Linked DNA regions of Homo sapiens: region 1 is linked to region 2. A link is a contact called in ENCODE Hi-C or POLR2A ChIA-PET data. All regions are on one chromosome and are shown on one strand. Each heading gives the region's core, a stretch centred on a gene start or an enhancer-like site at or near the end of the contact. The rest is flanking DNA. Distances are from core to core; before and after follow the strand shown.

Evidence for each region. Hi-C counts contacts between places; a loop is a spot of excess contacts on that map. ChIA-PET counts read pairs that join two places held with the same protein, here RNA polymerase II (POLR2A). Pooled maps may share reads with other maps.
Region 1: a loop to region 2 is called in a map of heart right ventricle, with 4 times the contacts of the local background. The contact joins the enhancer-like site here to the promoter of SYNPO2-AS1 in region 2. A Hi-C loop is called at or near these places in 3 of 168 maps with a recorded cell type or tissue (PC-3, heart right ventricle and mammary epithelial cell) and 4 of 50 pooled maps. POLR2A ChIA-PET finds 5 or more read pairs at or near these places in 1 of 52 experiments (WTC11).

What each region holds. Positions count from the first base shown.
Region 1 is chr4:119,078,734-119,084,212 of GRCh38, reverse strand. No RefSeq gene overlaps it. Among named protein-coding and RNA genes, the nearest start is that of MYOZ2, 54 kb to the left of the region's middle. Within about 2 kb of position 3,177, at least 4 of the 41 ENCODE cell types and tissues checked have a DNase peak (open chromatin) inside an H3K27ac peak, as active enhancers do; they include heart right ventricle, where a contact is called at or near this core.
Region 2 is chr4:118,981,057-118,986,588 of GRCh38, reverse strand. SYNPO2-AS1 (SYNPO2 antisense RNA 1) reads left to right here and starts at 1,870. Exons shown (of 3, transcript XR_939120.3): 1 at 1,870-1,956. All of the region lies in intron 1 of SYNPO2 (synaptopodin 2), which reads right to left.

The DNA of each region.
Region 1 (5,479 bases), core at 1,928-4,427, 96 kb before region 2:
CATTGTAATAGCTCAAGTGACAGATGATGAGGGCCTGGAGTTGAGTAGTAGTACAAGGAGTAGAGAAAAGTATTTCTGCACTCCACTGGGAGACCTTGGGTATGTGGTTCTAGCTAGATCTCCATTTCCTTTCTGTAAAATGAGTTTTGACTAGATAATGTCTGTGATTCCTTTCAGCATGATGATCTCTTACGTGCCTTAGAATTTTTCTTTTGCTATAAATGTATCTGTCTAGTTTCCCATACATGGGAAGAGATGTCATCTATATCTTTCTATCATGTATATATAGACAAGCATATATAGACTATGGAGAAAGATTCAAATTCAAATCCCATATGTACTAATTTCTAGTGGTATGACCCTGTCACTTATTTATGCATTCTGTGCCCCAGCTGCTTCATCTGTAAAATGGGGATAGCAGTACCAGCCTCAAAAAGCTAAGGAGACTAAATGAGACAACAGAGCTAAATTATTTAGTATAGGGTTTGTTAAATTGTGGGTGTCTATAAAGGTATCTATCATCACTGTCCTCATCACTATCATTGTTATCATCATCTCATCATCATCATTATCATCATCATAATCATCTTCACTCTTTCTACCTAGGAAAGTGCTTAACACCTAGAAAATACTTAATGCATTCCTGATGATTGATTGGATGAATGCAGTAAAAGAGAATAATAATTCAGGTAAATTATGCCAAATAAATCTCTACTTAAGCTTTTCCTTCGATTATTTGAATATGATTTTTGTTAATTATATGAAAATATATAACAACAGCTAAGTCTCCAGTGTAAATCTTCACCTTGCCATATTTAGGAAGCTTCATTTGGAATGACATATGTGATGAAATTAGAGTAGATCATAAGAACATGTGGAAGAATTGCCTGGGTTTTCTGACACATTTTCCAATTATTTCTGTTTGTTTTTGGAAATCCATAATGATTAAATTCTTGTAAATTTTTTTGTCATAGATTTTCACACATAATTAATTGAAAGATTTTTATATCATTCTTGGGCTTTTACTATTTGTGTGGGTATAACAGATGGGCAATTCTCAGATTACAGAGCTGCTTTTGTTAGAATGAGTTACTATTGTAGTCAACTCTGGCTTTTTCTGTTTTACTCTTTTAGAAGCACACGTTATTATACATCTTGCATTACTATGTTCTCCTTCATTTTATGTTTCTCCATTTTGGGAGAATTTCAGAACGATGATAATAATATAGTGCCACCTAAAATTATCCCCTCAATTGACAGTGACCTCACCTCTGTCTGTACAACAGGAAAGGAGGAGGGATGTTAACACAGGCCACGTCTGGAACAAGATTGGTTCAGGTCTATACATAAGTACCTTAAAAGCTTAAGATGGACTCTATAGTACAGCAACAGTAATGTTTGAAAATGGCATTGTGCCAAAGGTAGGATAATATTGCCATCTTAAATCTAGCAGATGTGAGTGAAAAAAGCTCTGCAATTAATTCTTTGAAGAAAGAACTCAACATTGAAAGGAAAGAGAACCTGTTCTCATTCTGCCTTTTAAAATTCCTCCTGAATTTCATTACATGGTCTGTTGTTTTCGTAGTCTGTGAGTTTTGAGGACTTACCAACGATATTCCTGTTTTAGTTCTAATCTTTAAAAAATAATTTTGATATCTAAGCATTTTTGTGGCATATTTAATTTTAAATATTTTTGAATCAGGATTCAAGATATTTAGCAAAGTCTTGGATTATCCTGCAGCAAAAGGAACTAATCATTCCCTTTTTTTTGAGACTACATGACTTGATCTGCCAAATGAAAATTTAAAAAAATACTTATTCTGTCAACTGGAAAATAAATGTTCCAAAGACTGTAACTACATCTCTGGCACTCATTGATGGCCTGGAGGAAGGTCGGGTCATCCCAGTGCTCACTAAGCCATCACTGTCTTCCCAGAAACTAAGGAAGCATGCTGCTGGAGGTCACCCAGCACCGCTGTCTATTCTCTACTCTGTTGAAAGAATTTTAAAGAGGTGGCAGCTGGCAGCGATAGTGTGTGTTTGAGATGGGGAGGATGATGAGATAAGAGGAAGAATCACAGTGTCAGAGAATGGTGGGCAGTAATGGGGAGGGAAGGAATGCTTTTGGAATATTCTGGTGTTGACTGATTTACTACAGAGTGTTCTTATGCCTGCCTTTCCAGGTGGAAAGATTGGACAGCCTGTGTGTTCTGCCTTCCTCTTGTCCTGCCCTTTCAAATCTATCTCCCTCAGTGCTGCCAGAATGAACTTCCTACAACACAGGCTTGATCATGCCAACTTCTTGTTTAAAATCCTTTAATGGCCCCATGGTTGCTCTATAGCAGGAAAAGGCAAAACTATAGCCAATGAGCCAAATTTGGTCAAACACTATTTTGTATGGATAGCAAATTACAAATGGTTTTTACGTTTTTAAGTGGTTAGAAAAAAAAAACAAGTATTCTATTCCATGACTTGTGCAAATAATATATAATTCCAATTTCAATGTCTATGAATAAAGTTTTATTGAGCCATGATCATTCACTTTTATATTGGACATGGTTACTTTGCACTATAAAGGCAGAGTTGAATTCAGACTCAAAGGTTCCTTAAGCCTAAAGTGTTTACAATCTGGCTCTTTACAGAAAAAGTTTACTCTGCCCTATGGGGAAAAAAATCCACTGCTTTCTGATTCTCACTTTATTATTCAAGACTAACAGAGAGCTGCCTGGAATATTCCAGCACTGTGCTGTTCCTTCTGTCTGGAATGGCCTGCCTCTAGGCTATTCTCACCCTCTACCAGTTACTACTCCTCAGCCTCTAAGACTCTGCCATAAATCCCTCCAGGAATCTGCTGTGAGAATCCTTCCACTCCTCATGCACCAATCTTTCCACATTAAAGTTTGGATTTTTTCTTTTATTCTTGCTGTGTTCTCATAATACTCTGTGTGTAATCCCATCATTGTTCTTCTCTCTTTACATTGTACCCTCCCTAGAACTGTCAGCTCCCTGGGGACAGAGGTCACATTTTATTCACTAGTGTACTCCTAACATCAAACACTGCATAAGCCAAGTAGGTAAATAATTGATGACTAACGTCAAAGATTCTTTGCTTGGCCAAACTTTAGTCAGGCTTCTGAGTCTTCTGCTAGGTCCATTTGTATACTTCCTTGTACAATCCAGTTTTAGCAAAGAATCCTGCTAAGTTAGTTTAGTAAGAACGCTTATCCTTGATATCTGGTCATACTTGGTATGAGCAGGTTCTTTATCTTCCATCATCCCCAAGGTGATGTCTGATCAAGAATCCCATTTAGTTGGTTTAGCCAGCATCCTCTTACTGCCCCTTGGCTATAAATTCCCACTTGCCTATGTTGTATTCATGGTTGAACCCATTCTCTCTCCCCACTGCACTTCCCCACTGCAATGGTCCCTATACCTATTGCAATGGTCCTGAATATTAAAGAATATTATGAAGTAATTTTTTCTTTAACAGTTATTGTGCTGTGACTCAGATAGGATTAGACTCATCATTGGACCCCCAGGACTCTCACCTAGGACACTGAATGTGTGCCTTTCCTTTGTCTTCTCTCTTGACTGACTGAGGATTCGCTGGTAACTCAGACTTCTGAACCATTGTTCCAGACAAACATTCCTTGAAGCTGGCAAGGACAGATGTTGATTCTAAAGGTATAAGTATACTTTTTGGGGCTGGGTTCCAGTCCCCAGGCTTCTTTTGAAAGGTATCTCTTGGGCTGGAAGCTCTTCTTCCTGCCTCCTTTTTGGGAGTGGGAATTATTCCCCAATTCCCTGGGCTAGAAATCTCTTCTTCCTGGCTTTCTTTTCCTGAGTGGGGATGATTCACTGACTATGAGCTGGAAGTCCTTTTCCTAGCTCTGTAAGACCTCTCTATTCTGTTTCCTCTGTCCTTTGTATTGGGTCTCATGGGAACTTCTCTGTCACCTGAAATCTCTCTTCTTGAACCTCTGCTGACAATCTGCTCTGCCAGCAATGTCTACTCCTGCTAGCACCTTTCCCTTCCCACCCCAGCTCCTTGGTCACTGGAACTTTAGGCACCCTACCCTCCACTGGGGACTCTCAAGGGATTCAGAGTTCCCTCAAAGGCAAGTACTTGAGGTTGAAAAGAGAATTTAAAAGGAACTATTGGGAAACTGGGAAAATGAAAAAAAATTAAATCCTTCTCCACAAATATTGGTAAAAAGCTTTAGCCCTTATTGAATAGGTAAGCTTGACTTGTGCCATTTTTGTCAGAAATACAATTTGGTTAAAAATATAGAGATAAACCAGTGAGTTTCTATTACTTTGTTTTACTGCTTCATGACTAAAATTTTTACATTTTTCAATTGATACATAATAATTGTACATATTTATGCAGTGCATGAGATTTTTTATGTTCTTTTTTTTAATTTTATTTCCTTATTATTATACTTTAAGTTTTAGGGTACATGTGCACAATGTGCAGTTTTGTTACATATGTATACATGTGCCATGTTGGTGTGCTGCACCCATTAACACGTCATTTAGCATTAGTTATATCTCCTAATGCTATCCCTCCCCACTCCCCCCACCCCACAACAGTCCCCAGAGTGTGATGTTCCCCTTCCTGTGTCCATGTGTTCTCATTGTTCAATTCCCACCTATGACTGAGAACATGCGGTGTTTGGTTTTTTGTCCTTGTGATATTTTACTGAGAATGATGATTTCCTGTTTCATCCATGTCCCTACAAAGGACATGAACTCATCATTTTTTATGGCTGCATAGTATTCCATGGTGTATATGTGCCACATTTTCTTAATCCAGTCTATCATTGTTGGACATTTGGGTTGGTTCCAAGTCTTTGCTATTGTGAATAGAGCCACAATAAACATACATGTGCATGTGTCTTTATAGCAGCATGATTTATAGTCCTTTGGGTATATACCCAGTAATGGGATGGCTGGGTCAAATGGTATTTCTAGTTGTAGATCCCTGAGGAATTGCCACACTGACTTCCACAATGGTTGAACTAGTTTACATTCCCACCAACAGTGTAAAAGTGTCCCTGTTTCTCCACATCCTCTCCAGCACCTGTTGTTTCCTGACTTTTTAATGATTGCCATTCTAACTGGTGTGAGATGGTATCTCATTGTGGTTTTGATTTGCATTTTTCTGATGGCCAGTGATGATGAGCATTTTTTCATGTGTTTTTTGGCTGCATAAATGTCTTCTTTTGAGAAGTGTCTGTTCATACCCTTCGCCCACTTTTTGATGGGGTTGTTTGTTTTTTTCTTGTAAATTTGTTTGAGTTCATTGTAGATTCTGGATATTAGCCCTTTGTCCGATGAGTAGATTGCGAAAATTTTCTCCCATTTTGTAGGTTGCCTGTTCACTCTGATGGTAGTTTCTTTTGCTGTGCAGAAGCTCTTTAGTTTAGTTAGATCCCATTTGTCAATTTTGGCTTTTGTTGCCATTGCTTTTGGTGTT
Region 2 (5,532 bases), core at 621-3,120:
CATCTCTCAAACTTGGGATGGGCCAGTGATGTTCTCATAGATACCTTTGGTATCACCAATGCCAATTGAGATGAAGGTCGAGTTTCGGGGCTACTTTGAAAACCACATGAAATTTGGTTTGTAGTACTCTGAGTGACCTAACCCAAAGAACATTCTTGGCATAGAAATTCAAGTTTGAATTGGCATTTTTAAACATGTCGGACTTATTTTACTATCTCTGGCTCATAAAAGAGTAAGTTGGCAGAAAAAAGCAAGTCTTAACTGGATTACTGAGTTGTACATTCATGGTTACAGTTTCCACTGTGACTATTAGAAAATAAATGAAAATGTAAGTATAGAAAATGTAGCCTTTTGCAAGAGGGCATCCTATGGGCTGATTACTTTTAGAAAGGTTTGGGGACCATAGGGTGGGTTTAAATATTAATTGTAACCTATAAAAGGATTTAAAATTGTGAGAACAAAGGTCATTTATGCTGGGGGTTGGGGATTTTACATGTATATGGATTGGCAGAGGGGAAGAAGGTTTCTTTCATAGAGTCACATCCTTGTCCACAGAATTTCTAATTTTAATTCAATGGGAGTGCAAGGAAAACCTAACAGAGTGAGAGGTACAACATCAAGCTAAGATTGCTGAAGAGTTGTTCACATCGGAGGGCTAAATAGCTGGCCCCCGTATCCTGCTCCTCTTAACTTCATTAGGGCCTACAGAATAATGTAGTAAATGGTGGTGTTCACATGAAATATAGCCCAGCAACCTGGTGTGACCACAAAGGCAGCCAACTGTGGATGACATGGTACAGAATTAGATCCTCGATCAGGGATACTGTAAGGACACTGAACCAAGTTCTGTGCAGGGCCCAGCCCAGCCAGCAGATGTTAAACAAGACACTTCTAGATGCCTAATTGGCATTGATTAAACACTTGTTAATTGATTGACTTGCTGATTGACACAGTGTCACTGAGAATGCCCAGTTGGATGACAAGGCTTTTGACATTAACTCTATTAATATGTCAGTGGCTTAGGCAAGTCTCAATGTTTTCTTGACACAGGATCCTCCTGTCTACAACACAGAGGATAGTCACTTGCCTACAGCAGTTTTAGGGGAGAAGAGAAGACTGAAAAAAGATGAGATTATTGTTGAAGTCTGAGGCATCCCTCTTCCATCAAAATGTGCCAGCACCAGACAGCTTCCACAGGGAGTCAGAGCTTGACAGCTCAGCTGTCTTCTGAAAGGAGAGACAGACGGCAAATCATGTTCCAGGAGCACGAGGCATAGCCAGGAGCATGAACCCAGCTGAGGAGCAGGGCTGAAGGACTGGCAGAAGCTAAGGAGCACTGAGCAGACAAGCAGGATCAAACCTCAAGGATTATCTGCCTCTACAACCTTCCCCCAAACCCTGCTACATCCTACTAGAGCAGTGGCTCTGAAGCTTCGGTGTACGTAAGGAGCACTTGGGATACGTATTTAATCTACAGATTGCCATATCCTACCCCAGAGACTCTGAACCAGTAGGTTTCTTGGAGCCTGGGAATCTTCACATTAGCAAGTGCTCCAGGTCTAGGACCACACTAGGAGAAGCATTGACCTAAAGGGAACCCATTGAGCTTTGTACTTCTTAATGTCAATGACAAACAATAGTAAATGACAAAAAGATGCCAGTGGGTCTCATATCCAAACAGTTCTAATTTTGGATTTCTCAGTGTCTTGAGGACCAATGACATTCAGAAACACTTCCCAAGTATCCATCATGTGAAATGCATTGAACCAAGCAGTGCAAAATATACAAAGATAAGAACAGTCATGTGCATAAATAACTACAAAACCAGGCTGACTTTGATAGACTCATCAAGTGCTTAGGCCAGGAAACTTACAGAAGGGAAGGAGTAGTTCTAAATGCTGGGATCTGGAAAAGTACTTTGGAATTGGTGCCATCTGAGGTGAAGCTGGAAGGAAGGTAGGACTTCAATTTGGGATGAAGAAAGACACCACTGGCAGAGGGAATGGTTTAAACAAAGGTTTGGAAGCCTGAGAATCCAGAGTGCTGGCCTGTGTCTGGCCTGTGGAGTGTGTCAGAGGGCAGACTGAAAGCAGAGTAAAGGGAAAAGTAGAAGGGTCATTTTAGGGGCTTTGAACGATATGATGAAGTTTGATTTTGTTCCAAAGGCAATGTGTGTAGGATTTTGAGCAGAAGAATAACTGAAGAGGATTTTTTTAATTAAACAGATAATATCTAATGTTTAAACTAAACATTATTATTCTAAATAGCTAATGTATTTATAAGGCACAGCATTTTAAAGGAACAAGATGGTACATAATGTAAATTTTCTCTCTCTTACATCTGCGTCTCCCAGTCACCTATTTTGGAAGCAACTAATGTTACCAGTTTCTTTTGTATGGAAAGGACTGTTTTGGAAAATAGCTAATGGCCAAATATTGGTTGGGCTGGAATGAGGAAGAGGGGATTCATGACAGAGACACCAGTTTGGTGATCTTTTCAGAAGTCTAGGTGATGAAATGAAGGCTGGAAATAGAGTACTCTCAACGCATGTAGAAGGGGGATTCTGAAAAGACATTTCATAATCCTCTGCTCCCCATGTCCAGTCAACTTACAAATGACAAAGGGGAAGTCAAGGATAGTTGAAATTTTGACTTGAGAGTTGAGGAAAGGTAAGGAGGGGAACTCAGTTTGGGACCAGGATATGGGGAGGCTGTGCAGGAAAGATGAGTTCTGTTTTGGAAATGTTTGCCTATGATATAGGACATAGATGTGGAAATGACAAATATCCTGTTGGAAGGGCAGGCACGTAGCTTGTTAGAAATATTACTGAGGAGTTATGAGCAAAGAGGTGGTAGTTAAAGTTGTAGGATTCTATGAGCTCAGTAAAGAACACAGCAGATAAAGGGGCTGAGTACTGAAAAATTCTTATATCAAGGAGGAAGTAGAAGTGGGGCCAACAGAGACTAAGGAGAAATGTTCAGCGAGTGAGTATGCTTGTTATTGAATTCTGATGAAGAAAGTATTTCAAAGGGAGAGAGGTCAGGGGATTTTAGATCAATGCTGCCATCATGGTAATAGGAATGTAATGCACTAAGAGGAAGAGCTGAGAAGAAACCATTGAGCCACCTGGAGATGAGTAGCTCATGGGTGGGGTTTAAAGGGTAGTTTCCGGAGAAAATAATGCAAGGGAAATAGTAAAGGAAGGCCAGAGCATGGGGGTGTCTGGTGTAGACCTGTTTCAAGGAATCTAGTGTGAATGGAGGCAGAGAGAATAGATGCTGGAAAGAGAAATGAGGTAAAGAACTTTCCCCATTAAGTACAGAGGAAAAGGTTGAAAAGAAAAGGGTGGAGGTAGGGAGATGTTTGATGGAACAAGATCCTGGAAAAGACTGAAAGGGATGAATAAAGGCAAAGTTAACAATGAAGGGAAGAAAACCGGAGAAGTTCACACCTAATCTCCTTGGCCATCTCTGCAAAGTAGCCAAGATTACCTCTGTGTTCCATGAGTTTCTGTTTGGAGATTTGCAAAAAAATACAGAAAGCAATTTGATAGGATATTGACTTGGGAGGGAAGAAAGAATTTTCAAGAGTCACTGACGTTCCAGCTGAGGTTGCACTAAAGAAGCTACTCATCTGAGTAGCTTCCATTAGCTTCCAGATCTTTCTTTAATTTCTCCCCCACAACCACAGTCTCAAAAGAACTGTGCTTAACATTAAGAGTTTGACCTCTTTGGACAATCTGGGAAATGTATTCAAGAACTATCGTGTTCTTTCTGTGGCCCATAAAAAGAAGCAAAGGAAAGAATGTAGAATGCCTTCCAGACAGGTTTCTGGAAATCAATGATTGGTCTGTTATTTAGGTATGTATGCAGTGATATTTGGAAAGAGAACTTAAATATCTCTAGCATACTAGGCTGATCAGTTTATTAGCATCCTGTGAAAACTACCAAAAAGATATCTGCAAGTAATTTACTGGGGCAGGATCAGAGATGAGCGGAACCAGTCTGTCTCCCTGTGACTGAGACCACCGCTAGTGATTCTCCAAGTACAGAGGGGCATACCATCCTCCTTCTCTTCTCTTCCCCCTCTTTTATTTTCTCTCATTCATCTGGATTGACCCCCAAAATATGAAGGAAAGGCAAAGGAGCAGCTCCCTGCCAAATTAAAAGAGGTTATAATGGGGACATGTCCATGGTGAAGAACTATGTGCATCCGAGAGGGTTATGAAGACCTGCAAACATACTCATGATTTTGTCCCCAGTCTTCATTGTGCAATATATTTTAGTTTGCCTTTTTTGTTCCTACACTGCACTGGACATTATCTTTTTTTTCAATAGCACTTCATTTCACAGAATAAATCCCTCCCCATATAAATGGTTTACAGCGCGCCTGCCTCAAGCAATTCTGTTATGTAAAAAAAAAACTTTGCAACCACATTTAAAATTAGACATTTATTCCTTCATTCCTAAATGTGAGTTGACTCCCTGGAAGTATGTTCTCATTTTTTGTGGTTTTATTCCCTGAACTACAGTGATGTGCCTGTGACACCCACGCTGCATATTTCCTCCTTAGGTTATGTATTAGTTGGTCAAAACACACTCTCCTAAGGCAATGCCGCCCTCAAGTGGTCTAGTCTGAGAATAGTCAACTATTTTCCTCTGAACGCAAACTGGGTTTCCGTCCAGACCTGTTTGGCTGAAGCATTAACTCCTGAATGGAAAAATAATAATAATTATGTGCAGTTCTGGGGCACAATAATTATGAGGTACATGAGGAAAAAGGAAGCCTTTATTTCCCAAGAAGGCCCCAAAAGACATAGGAGTAAAATGGACGACAGCAACAACCACAAGCTTGTTTTGTTAATTACCAAGTAACTGGCTACCTGCATGTGACCGGGAGGACTAGGGTGGGCTATGAGTTGAACTGGCCCCCTTATGCCTTTGGGGCCAATCCTCAGCTCCTCTAGGGCAACCCCCTAATCAGAACTTATGACATCATGTTCTATAATTAAGGGCATACATTGTATGGAGACAACGCATTCAGGGAAAACATTCAACTCTTCCATGTGGCCAAGACTCTCAGAAGAGAGGTCAGTAATTATGGTAATTACATTAATCACAAGGATTGTTGCACGGAGGAGGGTATTGACATTGACGTGGCTACCCTATGATGAAGCTCTGTGGGGGGTCTGCTCTAATTGGCCACCACCAAAAGTCTCTCATGCCTATGATTAACTTCTCTGGTTGTTTATGTGAGCAGGCTTAGGAATTCTGCTGGGTTGTTCTGTGCAGGGCTTATGAGACAGGTTGGTTGCAGGGCTGTTAGGCTGTTCAACTAGAGAGCCCATCCTGGAACAAATGGGTCAGATAAAAACACACGCTGTGCTGTCCTTCATGGTTTGTTGCATTGTTTGTGGTACTTTGGGTGATTTCAGTTAATCATGAATCTCCTTCAACAAAGATTTTTGCATGGAAAATGCTAGTTCTTCTAAACTGCTCTTGGGCACAGAGATAAACTGGACCAGCGCAATGA